4 separate regions of the Homo sapiens genome follow, and regions 1, 3 and 4 are each linked to region 2. The links are chromatin contacts, found by Hi-C or POLR2A ChIA-PET in ENCODE. All regions are on one chromosome and are shown on one strand. The core of a region is the stretch at or near the end of the contact, and the rest is flanking DNA. Distances in the headings are between cores, read along the strand shown. Region 1 has its middle 27 kb from the start of RGS10. Region 2 has its middle 22 kb from the start of INPP5F. Region 3 has its middle 81 kb from the start of RGS10. Region 4 has its middle 53 kb from the start of RGS10.

Region 1 (2,797 bases), core at 231-2,730, 130 kb before region 2:
TTGGCCAGGCAGGTATCGAACTCCTGGCTTCAAGTGATCCACCTGCCTCGGCCTCCGTAAGTGCTGGGATTTCAGGCGTGAGCCACCGGCGCCCCGCCAGGCCAATTAATTTTATTTCAGACTACCTTCACCCACAACTGCAGAGTCTCAGAATCTACCTTTTCACAAGCACCCCACCAATTCTGATCAAGTTCTACTCAAATAGAACACGAGGTAATGTTCTGGTTTCAAGAGGGAGACTAAATAAAATACATGTTTACTTTCATTTCCTCTTATCATATTAATGTATTTAACATTTACTGAACACCTACCACATGCCAAGAACTGTTACAAGTACTAGAATTTGTGTAGTTAACAAACCAAGTCCCTGCCTTCGGGGAGCTTCAACCAAGGAATGAAGTTATCCATTTTTAAAAAATAAAATATATCCCTGGGTATAAGAAATGTGGATTTTAAAGGACATCCTAATCCCTGTCATTTTACTGAAAATGCTCAAAGGCAACTATTGTAAAACAGGACCATTTGCCCAACATTCTAATACACAAGTAGAACCCATATTGCTAAATAAAAACATACCTTAAAGGAAATTGAAAACAAACTATCAGGGCCATCTATCAGCAAACATGTTGGTAATATTTCATTTTCAATAGGCTGGTAAGTCTCCTGGTAAGTCTTCTAGTCTTGATAAAGTGTACACAGTCTTAAACCAGGAACATATTACATATCAACACCCCACCCGATTATCCATTCATGGCTTACTACACCTGCCCAGAATTGTCTAGTCTCAGGTTAATGTGCTCCTGAATCAAGGACTTATCCCTCCTTCATCATCCTTCGTCACTTTTTCCCCAATCTGAACCCTTATTAAACAAAGTATGAGTTATGCCATCTGCTAAAATATAACCTAGCCAGAGAAAATTAAAAATGTTTTTCAAGTTTAGTCCTCTTCAAAAAGTAGCAAGCTAAGATGATTAAATGTGTAGTCTCATTTTTTAAAAAGCTGTTAAGACTTACACATTAGCTTTATTTTTGTGAGCAAAAGCAATCGTACAAACCCAATATGGAACAACTCAATTCTTAACTTGTAACCAGTAAAGTGAACTGAATGTGAAAACCTGAAATTTATACAATAATTCTCAGAACATGCACAGTTGCATATGGCTACGTATTTCATGCTTTATTTTGTCTAGATGGTTTCAGACTTCTCTTTGCTGGTATACCAAAACGTAAGGAAGAAAGATAAAGGACCAGGAAAAAAAATTACACTTGGGCAAGTTATGGTATCTGCTGATTTTATACAGCAAAATCTGGTTTACCTTAACAATGCTGTAATTCTATAGCACCATGACAACCAGGCTTTTTGCAAAACTCTTGTCAGTTCCCAAGAAGGAAGGAAAGTGAAAAGAGGAGACCCACGGGCAAGCTAAGCCTCGCTGGAAGATCAACAACTGGACAGCTCACTCCTGAGATTCCTTTCCAGCATACAGTCGCCCTGGCTTTCCTCAAACGCTATCCAAAAGCACTTCAGTTTGATTCATGTTTGCAAACTTTCCAAGCTGACTCCAAGACGTTATTAGATGTGGATCACTCCCAGAGGAACATCTCAGAGAAACAATGGTTAGTGAATTCTTTAAAGTGCAATAAATTGGAACAGACAAAATTCGGCATATGTATTTTGAGTTGGAAAGTTAAGGAAATAATTTATTGAACATACTTCTTTTGTCCGCTGTTACTCTGATATTCTTGTTTAAAAACCAAGCCATCAAAGTTATGTAGATCATGTCTCTCTCTTCCCCCAAACAAAAGCTTAATTCTTTTTTTTTTTTTTTTTTTGAGACAGAGTCTCGCTCTGTTGCCCAGGCTGGAATGCAGTGGCATGATCTCAGCTCACTGCAAGCTCCGCCTCCCGGTTCAAGGGATTCTCCTGCTTCAGCCTCCCGAGTAGCTGGGACTACAGGCGCCTGCCACCACGCCTGGCTAATTTTTTGTATTTTTAGTAGAGATGGGGTTTTACCGTGTTAGGCAGGATGGTCTCGATCTCCTGACCTTGTGATCCGCCCGCCTTGGCCTCTCAAAGTGCTGGGATTACAGGCGTGAGCCACCACGCCCGGCCACAAAAGCTTAATTCTATTAAAAAGTCAATTGCTATCAGTGCCTTTTATCCCCCTTAAAATAAAAACAACAAATTATATAGATTTCATCTACCCCTATTTCCCAGATATAAATTAAATTTCTTCCACATTTAGGCAATTCCAAAACTAAAAGTCATCTTTGCCCATAAAAGAAATATTTGCACAAAGTAGCTTATGAATTATAGTACCTGGCCTTTCTACACTATCTTTCAAAATAAAATCAGTAAGTAGAAAATAGGAGCCCAGGTTTCATACTAATATTGCATTTAAATTTTTTTTTATTGTATTTTAGAGACAGAGATTCACACTCTGTCAGCCAGGCTGGAGTGGCACAATCATGGCTCACTGTAGCTTCAAACTCTTGGGCTCAAGTGATTCTCCCATCTCAACCTCCCAAAGTGCTGGGGTCACGGGCGTGAGTCACACCATGCCCAGCTGGAACAATAAAATGTTTAAGTTGGCTGGGCAAGGTGGCTCACGCCTGTAATCCCCGCACTATGGGAGGCCGAGGCGGGTGGATCACCTGAGGTCAGGAGTTTAAGACCAGCCTGGCCAAGATGGTGAAACCCCGTTTCTACTAAAAATACCAAAAATTAGCCAGGCGTAGTGGCGGGTGCCTGTAATCCCAGCTACTCAGGAGGCTGAGACAGAAGAATCGCTTGAAC
Region 2 (2,706 bases), core at 193-2,692:
CACAGTTACCAGCTTCAAGGATGGGGATGTGAAAATGTTGTAATGGAAAAGCTGCATATAGAGAGAGAGTCTGTGAGACGGTAAGTTTTAAGTCATAGATAATCATGAGTCTTAGAGGTGGGAAGAACATCTAGAGAGAGCTTATTCAGAAAGACATTCTGGGCTATTTCAACAGTAAAGATGATGCTATCTCCATTTTTGGGGGGAGAGTCATGGCCTTTGGTAGTTTTGAGTGTATTTACCACTAGGTAGTAATATCTTGTTTTCAAACTGATTATTGCTGACTGAATCATGTCCCCTTAAAGATATGCTCAAGTCCTAATCCCCGGTACCTATGAATGTGAGTTTATTTGGACATACATCCTTTGTAGATCTAAAAAAGTTAAGATGAGGTTTTACTGGAACACTAGTTCAATGACTGGTACCTTTATAAGAAGAGAAAAATTTGAACACTGATACAGACACACAGGGAGAGTGCCGTGTGACAAATGAGACAGAAATTGGAGTGATATATCTACAAGCCAAGGAACACCAAGAATTGCAGGCAGCCTGCGGAAGCTGGAAAAGGCAAGGAAGGATTCTCCCTTGGCGCCTTCAGAGGGAGCCTGGCCCAGCCAACACCTTGATTTTGGATTTCTAGCCTCCAGAATTGTGAGAAAATACACTTCTGTTGTTTACTGCCACCCACTTTATGGTCATTTGTTACAGCAGCCCTAGAAAACCAATACACTGACCAAATGACCACATCTCTTTGTCCCCTCTCTTATTTTATTTATTAATTCACTTATGTTTTATAGAGATGGGGTCTCACTATGTTGCCAAAGCTGGTCTCAAACTCCTGGGCTCAAGAAATCCTCCCACCTTAGCCTCCCAAAGTGCTGGAATTACAGGCATGAGCCACTGTGCCCAGCCCCCTCTCTTATTGTAATCAGTAGATTAATCCTGGTTCTCAATAGCCTTGAGGTTTCTGATGGAAATTTTAATATAATTATTAACATATTCTTTGTTTTTGAGACGGAGTCTTGCACTGCTGCCCAGGCTGGAGTGCAGCGGCACGATCTCGGCTCACTGCAAGGTCTGCCTGTTGGGTTCACGCCATTCTCCTGCCTCAGCCTCCCCAGTAGCTGGGACTACAGGTGCCCGCCACCATGCCTGGCTGATTTTTTATATTTTTAGTAGAGACGGTGTTTCACTGTGTTAGCCAGGATGGTCTCTATCTCCTGACCTCGTGATCCACCTGCCCTGGCCTCCCAAAGTGCTGGGATTACAGACGTGAGCCACCACGCCCTGCCAACATATTCTATTTTTACATTAAAATAATATATATTTGGATTGGGGAAACCTTCTGATGACTGAGTTGGTAAGCTCCTAGGAAAGACAGAAACTCACTCTGTAGGCCCCATCCTGCACAGCTAGTAGATGCTGCAGGGAGAACTGGGCATCCCCCAATGATGTGATGCTTCAGTTTCAACATCTGTAAACGCTGCTGATATTTCCTTCCTGCTACTTCAGAATAAAAATACGTCTTTAAAGTATTTTGAGCTCTATGGAGCCTGCTGTAGAAATTTAGAGGTAGCATGATAATCATCCTTCATCTTCGTTTTTTTTTTTTTTTTGAGTCTTGCTCTGTCGCCCAGGAGGCTGCTTTTTTTTTTTTTTTTTTTTTTTGACTGACCTTCCCTTCTTCTGAACTTGTTATTCACATCTTGTCCTCAAGACATTTTCTCCTTGGTACCGAGCAATAATTTTTGTTCTGATGTCATTGGTGATTCCGCACCTATGGAAAGCTGTTATTTTCCATTCTATCAGGAACTCAGGTATTTATTTCAATCTGTTCGTAGCAGAGAAGAATATTTCTGTTGAATGTATTCCTGTTCTTGTCAGGTTGTAAAGATGAGTAGAATGGGATGCCTCCCTAGCGCTGTGAGTTGTTGTTGTTGTTTGTAATATGTGAAATTGATGTAAACCCTCCTGACTTCAAGTTTTCGAAACCTCCCACTACTGCAATGAGTCAGATAGAACCAGGAACTGACACTAAGCTGATGACCCGAAAAGGGATCCATTGCTGAATTACACCATCATTAGTGAGAAGCTCCTGATCTCCTACTTTCTAACTCCAAGAAAGGTTCTATTTGTCGGTTGAAAGAGAAACTCAGCCACAGGTGGTGGGGTACGTCTATAATTCCAGCACTTTCGGAGGCTGAGGCAGAAGGATCACTTGAGGCCCGGAGTTCAAGAGCAGCCTGGGCAACAGAGTGAGACCCTGTCTTTACAAAAATAGATAGGGATATTTTTGTATGCTTCCTTTCTGGCTCCAGTATAACCTTCTTCTAGAGCTTCTTTGTCCTCAAACCTTAAGGAAAATATGAATAGCTATTCGGTTTTGTTTTTCAGTGTGTACAACCTTTGGGCTCTTATTCTGTCTGCAAAATTTAGACGTTTTTGTTGCTCATTGCTCACCTTCTTAATTTTTTTTTGTTTTTGTTTTTGTTTTGTGAGATGGAGTCTTGCTCTGTCGCCCAGGCTGGAGTGCAATGGCGCAATCTTGGCTCACTGCAACCTCTGCCTCCTGGGCTCAAGTGATTCTCCTGCCTCGGCCTCTCAAGCAGCTGGGATTACAAGGTGCCTCCCACTCAGCTAATTTTTGTGTTTTTGGTAGAGATAGGGTTTCACCATGTTGGCCAGGCTGGTCTCGAACTCCTGTGA
Region 3 (2,717 bases), core at 71-2,570, 240 kb before region 2:
CAAGACCTCTTCTGTCTCCCTCGACCTGCTTGCCTTAGCTGTTAGAATGAGCAGGGCTTACTCTGAGATGTTTGTTTTAAAAATAAAGGTAAAAATAAATTTTAAAAATAAATAAATAAATAGAATGAGCAGGGCTGGGACTCAGCCAACACCCTATTGATGATATATGACCTTAAACAGGCCACTCTGAGCCTCGGTGTCTTCATCTGTAAATGAGATCACACCTCAGTGATGTGGCTGCTGGAGGATTCAGTGGGAACTCATGGGCCACCCAGCACAGAGGCCTTGGCTTTGAGCAGGGGCCTGGCCTTGACCTCACACCCATTCACACCCAGCCCTGCCTGGAGCCACACTCCAGCCAGGCCTGGAGCCTGGGGAAGAATCTGCTTACTGGGGGACCCTGTGGAATTGGACAGAGAGAAAGAGGGGCCGGCTGGCAATGAGGGTGGGATGAGGAAGGGGCTCTCCCAGGATGGAAGAATGGGGGTACTCATGGCCGAGGATTTGCCGACCAGGCGGGTAGCCCTCAAGGGCAGAAGATGCAGGGGTGGGGCAGGAAATGCTCTGATCTCAGAACAGGGATGGGGAGGACCTCCCCGCAGGGCCCAGCTCTGTCTCTGGGGCTTTCACCACTCCAGAAACTCCACTGTCCGAGCCAGCCTCCAGGCAGACAGAAGCTGCCGTCTCTCCTGGGACAGGTAGGGTATCAGTGGGAGAAACTCCAGCCCCACAGCTCCGGCCCCCCTCACCATTTACACTGCCCTGCCCAGCAGCTTTGGCCCCTTCCCAGGCAGATGGGCTGGGCTGGGCAGGAGGAGTACCCACCTCTTACCTCCTCCACACCTTTCAGGCCTGTGCCCGTCCTGTCCACACCAGACAACCGTGGATTTGGTGAGGGGACCAAAAGAGCCTCCATCTAACTCATTTTCAGGAAAGGCTCAAAGCCAGCATCCCTGGGCCCCAGAGAGCTCCAGGCCACAACCCCTGTGGGAGGCAGTCCTTAAAGCTGTTAGGATCCACCTGCCATATCCAGAGACCGTGAAGAGGAGGGAGAGCTGGGGCCCTGGGAACAGACCCTTGAGCCACAGCATGGCAGGGCTCCTGGTACCACTTTGCCCAGCAGTTTGCCAAGCCAAACATTGCCCAGGCCTGGGCCAGTTGTCATGGGGCCTTGGCTTGGCTATCTTGGGGGAGAGAGCAGGAAAAGCCCATTCAGCAGGCCATGGGGTGAGATCTAGAGTTTGCACTCTAGGGGCATCAACTACTGGCAGGTAAACCACAAGGCGCAGAAGGCTTGGGTCAGCACCTCTCATGCTTCAGGAGTTCTGACTCATTTGGAATCTTGATAAACTAGAATCTGATTCAGTGGGTGTGGGGTAGGGCACAGCCCGTGCTTCTGAGTGCTCCTGGGCGAAGCCACTGGTCCTCAGACAACACTTTGAGCAGAGAGGCCTTAGAAAGCCCCAAACCTGGCTGGGCACCATTTCTCACACCTAATCCCAGCACTTTGGGAGACTTAGGTGGGTGGATCACCTGAGGTCAGGAGTTTGGGACAAGCCTGGCCAACATAGTGGAATCCCAACTCTACTAAAACTATAAAAATTAGCTGGGTGTGGTGACATGCACCTGTAATCCCAGCTACTTGGGAAGCTGAGGCAGGAGAATCCCTTGAACCCTGGAGGTGGAGATTGCAGTGAGCTGAGATTGTGCCACTGCATTCCAGCCTGGGTGACAGAGTGAGACTCTGTCCCAAAAAAAAAAAAAGAAAGAAAGAAAGCCCCAAACCGGAATGGCAGGCTGGGTCTATAGTCAAACCAGGTCCTGTATTCTATGGTACAGAAGTTTTATTAATACTCACCAACATTTGCCCTGCCCTTGAGGGGAACTGATACCAGTAGTTTTCAAAGTCTGACACCCTCACCACTACAGGCTGCAGCAGCAGCCCTGTGAACTTCTGAGAGATCCAGGTTCCTGCTCCCCGTGCCAAGCCTATTGAGTTAGGAGTCTGGGTGGGACCTATGAACAGGACCCCCAGGTGACTGGGGTGCACACTCCAGTTTGAGGCCCACTGGTTTACAAAGCGCTTTCATCTCATTGAGGACGCTTAGGGCAAAGCAGCCACTGATCTTCCTGCCGATGGCTTTTCAGAGTCACAGAGGGCTGAAGAGAGTGAGGCTCTTACCTGCAAATGGAAGCAGGTGGGTACAATTGGCTACCACTGTTCTTAAACAAAAGGAAAGAGGATACGACATAGAATCCTACTGTCATATTTTTAATGAAAAGATAAACCAAAAAAAGGAAAAAAGTTACCTACAGGGAGAGGGAAGCCACCAGGGGAGGAGAGTGAGAGACAGATATAAAAGCCAGTCTGCTCAGAAATGTGCCTTGTCTTGTAGATTTGACTTTGCAAGCACACGTCAAATAAAACACAAATCCAGACTCAGTGGGGAGAGAACTATTTGAAAGATTTTTGCAAGGGAGGAAAGGGGCTACTGCAACAGGGGCTGGGATGGAGAGCACTGCAAAACGCAGAAGGCTTGACCATGCCATCTGCAAGGGTCTTGAGGGTTAGGCGAAAAGATGATCTCTTTTGTAGAAAGAACAAGGCTAGAAAGAGCCAGGTGTGGAAAGTGGGATGAAAGGGTGATGTGATTAGATAAATAGATCAGAAAATGTCACCCTGAGGCAGCCTCTGCTCTGGAGGGGCTGCCTGCAGG
Region 4 (2,764 bases), core at 9-2,508, 210 kb before region 2:
TCTATCTCAAAAAACAAAAACAAACAAACAAAAAAACACTGCATCCCAGGCTGGGTGCAGCAGCTCATGCCTCTAATCCCAGCCCTTTGGGAGGCCGAGGCGGCAGATCACTTGAGGTCAGGAGTTACTTGGGAGGCTGAGGCAGGAGAATCACTTGAACTTGGGAGGCAGAGGTTGCAGTGAGCCGAGATCGGGCCATTGCACTCTAGTCTGGGCGACAGAGTGAGACTCTGTCTCAAAAAAAACAAAAAACAACAACAAAAAAAACTCTGCACCCCAGATGCTAGAAATATTCCATAGCCGAATGCGGTGGTAGTTATGAGTGTGTAGACAAATGGAGACATCCATAGAGCTCTCCACTTAAGATTTGTGTACTTTACTCTTTACTGAAATTAGGTACGTCTTAGTTTTTTTAAAAAAAATTCCTTCCACCAAAAAAAAAAAAAAAAAAAAAAAGAAGAAGAAAAAATGCATCCCAGTGAGCTGGGGAGGAAAGAGTGAAATTGTAGCTGCTTATCTGGGAAGCTTCAGAAATAAAACATTTTGGAACGACCACCCCGAGGTAGAAGACGAGGATTTGGAAATACACTTTTAAAATAAAGTGATGGGAGGCTGGGTGCAGTGCTTCACACCTGTAATCCCATCACTTTGGGAGGCTGAGTCGGGTGGATCACCTGAGGTCAGGAGTTTGAGACCAGCCTAGCCAACAAGATGAAACCCCATCTGTACTAAAAATACAAAAATTAGCCAGGCATGGTGGCATGCGCCTATAATCCCAGCTACTTGGGAGGCTGAGGCATGAGAACCCAGGAGATGGAGGTCGCAGTGAGCCAAGATCATGCCACTGCACTCCAGCCTGGGTGACAGAGCAAGACTCTGTCTCAAAAATAAAAATAAAATAAAGTGGTGGGAAAGAGAGACGTTTAGTATCTCAGCCACACTAAACCTTTAAGCCTCTGTGCACACAGCCAGTCATTTCTTGATCTCTTTGTTAATATAACTTTAGTATCAGGCAGTTTGTTGTACAAAGTCCTGCAGTTCTTCAAGTAATAAACTCACATCAAAACACTGTTTCCGAGCATTAAAAAAATATATAGCATTGATTTAAAAAATGAATGAACTGAACAAAGGTCTCCCACTAATGACCCTCGTGGGATATTTGAGAGGGTTTTGGAGCCAGCAGAGGCCAAACTAGAGAGTGGGGCGGGGTGGGGGCGGGGACGGTAGTCAAAAACGTCAGCGCAAGCCCAGGAAGTACCTCGAAACCTCATCTTCCTGCCCGAAGATGAACTGCCTGAACTGTGCGGGGCAGAAAGGATGGGAGCAGCTGCCCCACCTTCCTGCCCAGTCCCAGCCTCTGGGGAGAGGGTCTCCCCAGGGCACCCTTCTGGGAGAGACAAGGAGAAAAGTTGGTGGGAGGGGACGGTCTGACCAGGATGGGTGCCCAGGGCCTTGGAGGGTCCTCCCGTGCTGCAGGGACCCGCAAGAACCCCGGGAGCTGCCTCCCTCCACAGCTCACCAGCTCCCCCGTGAGCTCAAGCCAGGAATTTCAGGCAGGCTCTCGGGGGTCCCCAGACTTCCTTCTACTCCAAGGAGCCTGGGGAGCCCGGGACCTCCCAGAAAAGCATGTGGGCAGCTCTGCCCTAGGAGACCATGGTTCTTGTCAAGAAAAAGTCACCGAAGTCCAAGAGGCTCCTCCAAAGAATGTCTACTGAATTCCCTTCCCCTTCCTTCGGACACAAAATGTCTGGAGAGGCAACAACCTGGTTCCAGGTTGGAAATGGAGCCATATTACGCTGCTGGGGCACCCACCACTCAGATCTCCCTCTCACTTCTCTGGCTTCCCCCTGCATGTCCCCTTCTGGGCCCAAATCCTCTCCTGAGAGCCCCCCCACCCCTGGTTTCGAGCCTGCAATCATTTGAATGACATTCAGGTCCAGCTGGCTGCCCGTCGATCACGACTCGAACGCGGGGTAACATCGTGTGCATGTGTGTGCGGGGGACTGGGGGGACAGTGAAAGAGTCCCAGGCAAGGATCCAGGAGTCAGACCCGGCCGGGATCTGCTACCCTTCCCTGCGCACCTTAGGCAGACCACACGACCTATCCCTGGTTTGGTGGCCTCATAATAATCACCAAGGTTTATTAAGCCGCTGTGCGCAAGGCACTGTGCTGCGCACATTGCATGTATTATCTCATTGGATTTTATATAGTGCTAGCGTCTGAATGTTTGTGCCGCCCCCGACCCCCGCCCCAAATTCACATGTTGAAACCGAGTCCCCAGTGTGATGATATCAAGAGGCAGGGCCGGCTGGGGCACAGTGGCTCACACCTGTAATCCCAGCACTTTGGGAGGCCAAGGCGGGCGGATCACTTGAGGTCAGGAGTTCGAGACCACCCTGGCCAACATGGCAAAACCTCCTCTCTACCAAAAATACAAAAATTAGCCAGGCGTGGTGGCGCATGCCTGTAATCCCAGCTACTCAGGAGGCTGAGGCAGGAGAATCGCTTGAACCCAGGAGGCAGAGGTTGCAGTGAGCCCATATCATGCCACTGCACTCCAGCTTGGGTGACAGAGCGAGACTCCATCTCAAAAAAAAAAAGAGGCAGGGCCTTTCGCGGGTGATTAGGTCATGAAGGCTCTGGGTCGGCACCTGAATGAATGGGAATCAGTGCTCAGAGACCCTAGGGAACTTGCTTGCCCTTTCCAGCTGAGCATGTGCCCAGCATGTGAGGACATAAAAGGCACCATGGATGAGAAACAGG

Evidence for each region. Hi-C counts contacts between places; a loop is a spot of excess contacts on that map. ChIA-PET counts read pairs that join two places held with the same protein, here RNA polymerase II (POLR2A). Pooled maps may share reads with other maps.
Region 1: a loop to region 2 is called in a pooled map, with 2.0 times the contacts of the local background. The contact joins two enhancer-like sites. A Hi-C loop is called at or near these places in 1 of 50 pooled maps. POLR2A ChIA-PET finds 5 or more read pairs at or near these places in 3 of 52 experiments (activated CD8-positive, alpha-beta memory T cell and activated T-cell).
Region 3: a pooled map shows a loop between it and region 2 (3-fold over the local background). The contact joins two enhancer-like sites. A Hi-C loop is called at or near these places in 5 of 37 single-sample maps with no recorded cell type and 3 of 50 pooled maps. POLR2A ChIA-PET finds 5 or more read pairs at or near these places in 1 of 52 experiments (Panc1).
Region 4: a loop to region 2 is called in a pooled map, with 2.8 times the contacts of the local background. The contact joins two enhancer-like sites. A Hi-C loop is called at or near these places in 6 of 37 single-sample maps with no recorded cell type and 4 of 50 pooled maps. POLR2A ChIA-PET finds 5 or more read pairs at or near these places in 2 of 52 experiments (GM10248 and Panc1).

What each region holds. Positions count from the first base shown.
Region 1 is chr10:119,567,936-119,570,732 of GRCh38, forward strand. No RefSeq gene overlaps it. Among named protein-coding and RNA genes, the nearest start is that of RGS10, 27 kb to the left of the region's middle. Within about 2 kb of position 1,481, at least 2 of the 41 ENCODE cell types and tissues checked have a DNase peak (open chromatin) inside an H3K27ac peak, as active enhancers do.
Region 2 is chr10:119,702,654-119,705,359 of GRCh38, forward strand. No RefSeq gene overlaps it. Among named protein-coding and RNA genes, the nearest start is that of INPP5F, 22 kb to the right of the region's middle. RefSeq lists enhancers at 1,285-1,334, 1,345-1,394, 2,025-2,304. Within about 2 kb of position 1,443, at least 6 of the 41 ENCODE cell types and tissues checked have a DNase peak (open chromatin) inside an H3K27ac peak, as active enhancers do.
Region 3 is chr10:119,460,256-119,462,972 of GRCh38, forward strand. No RefSeq gene overlaps it. Among named protein-coding and RNA genes, the nearest start is that of RGS10, 81 kb to the right of the region's middle. RefSeq lists an enhancer at 1,957-2,206. Within about 2 kb of position 1,321, at least 2 of the 41 ENCODE cell types and tissues checked have a DNase peak (open chromatin) inside an H3K27ac peak, as active enhancers do.
Region 4 is chr10:119,488,398-119,491,161 of GRCh38, forward strand. No RefSeq gene overlaps it. Among named protein-coding and RNA genes, the nearest start is that of RGS10, 53 kb to the right of the region's middle. Within about 2 kb of position 1,259, at least 10 of the 41 ENCODE cell types and tissues checked have a DNase peak (open chromatin) inside an H3K27ac peak, as active enhancers do.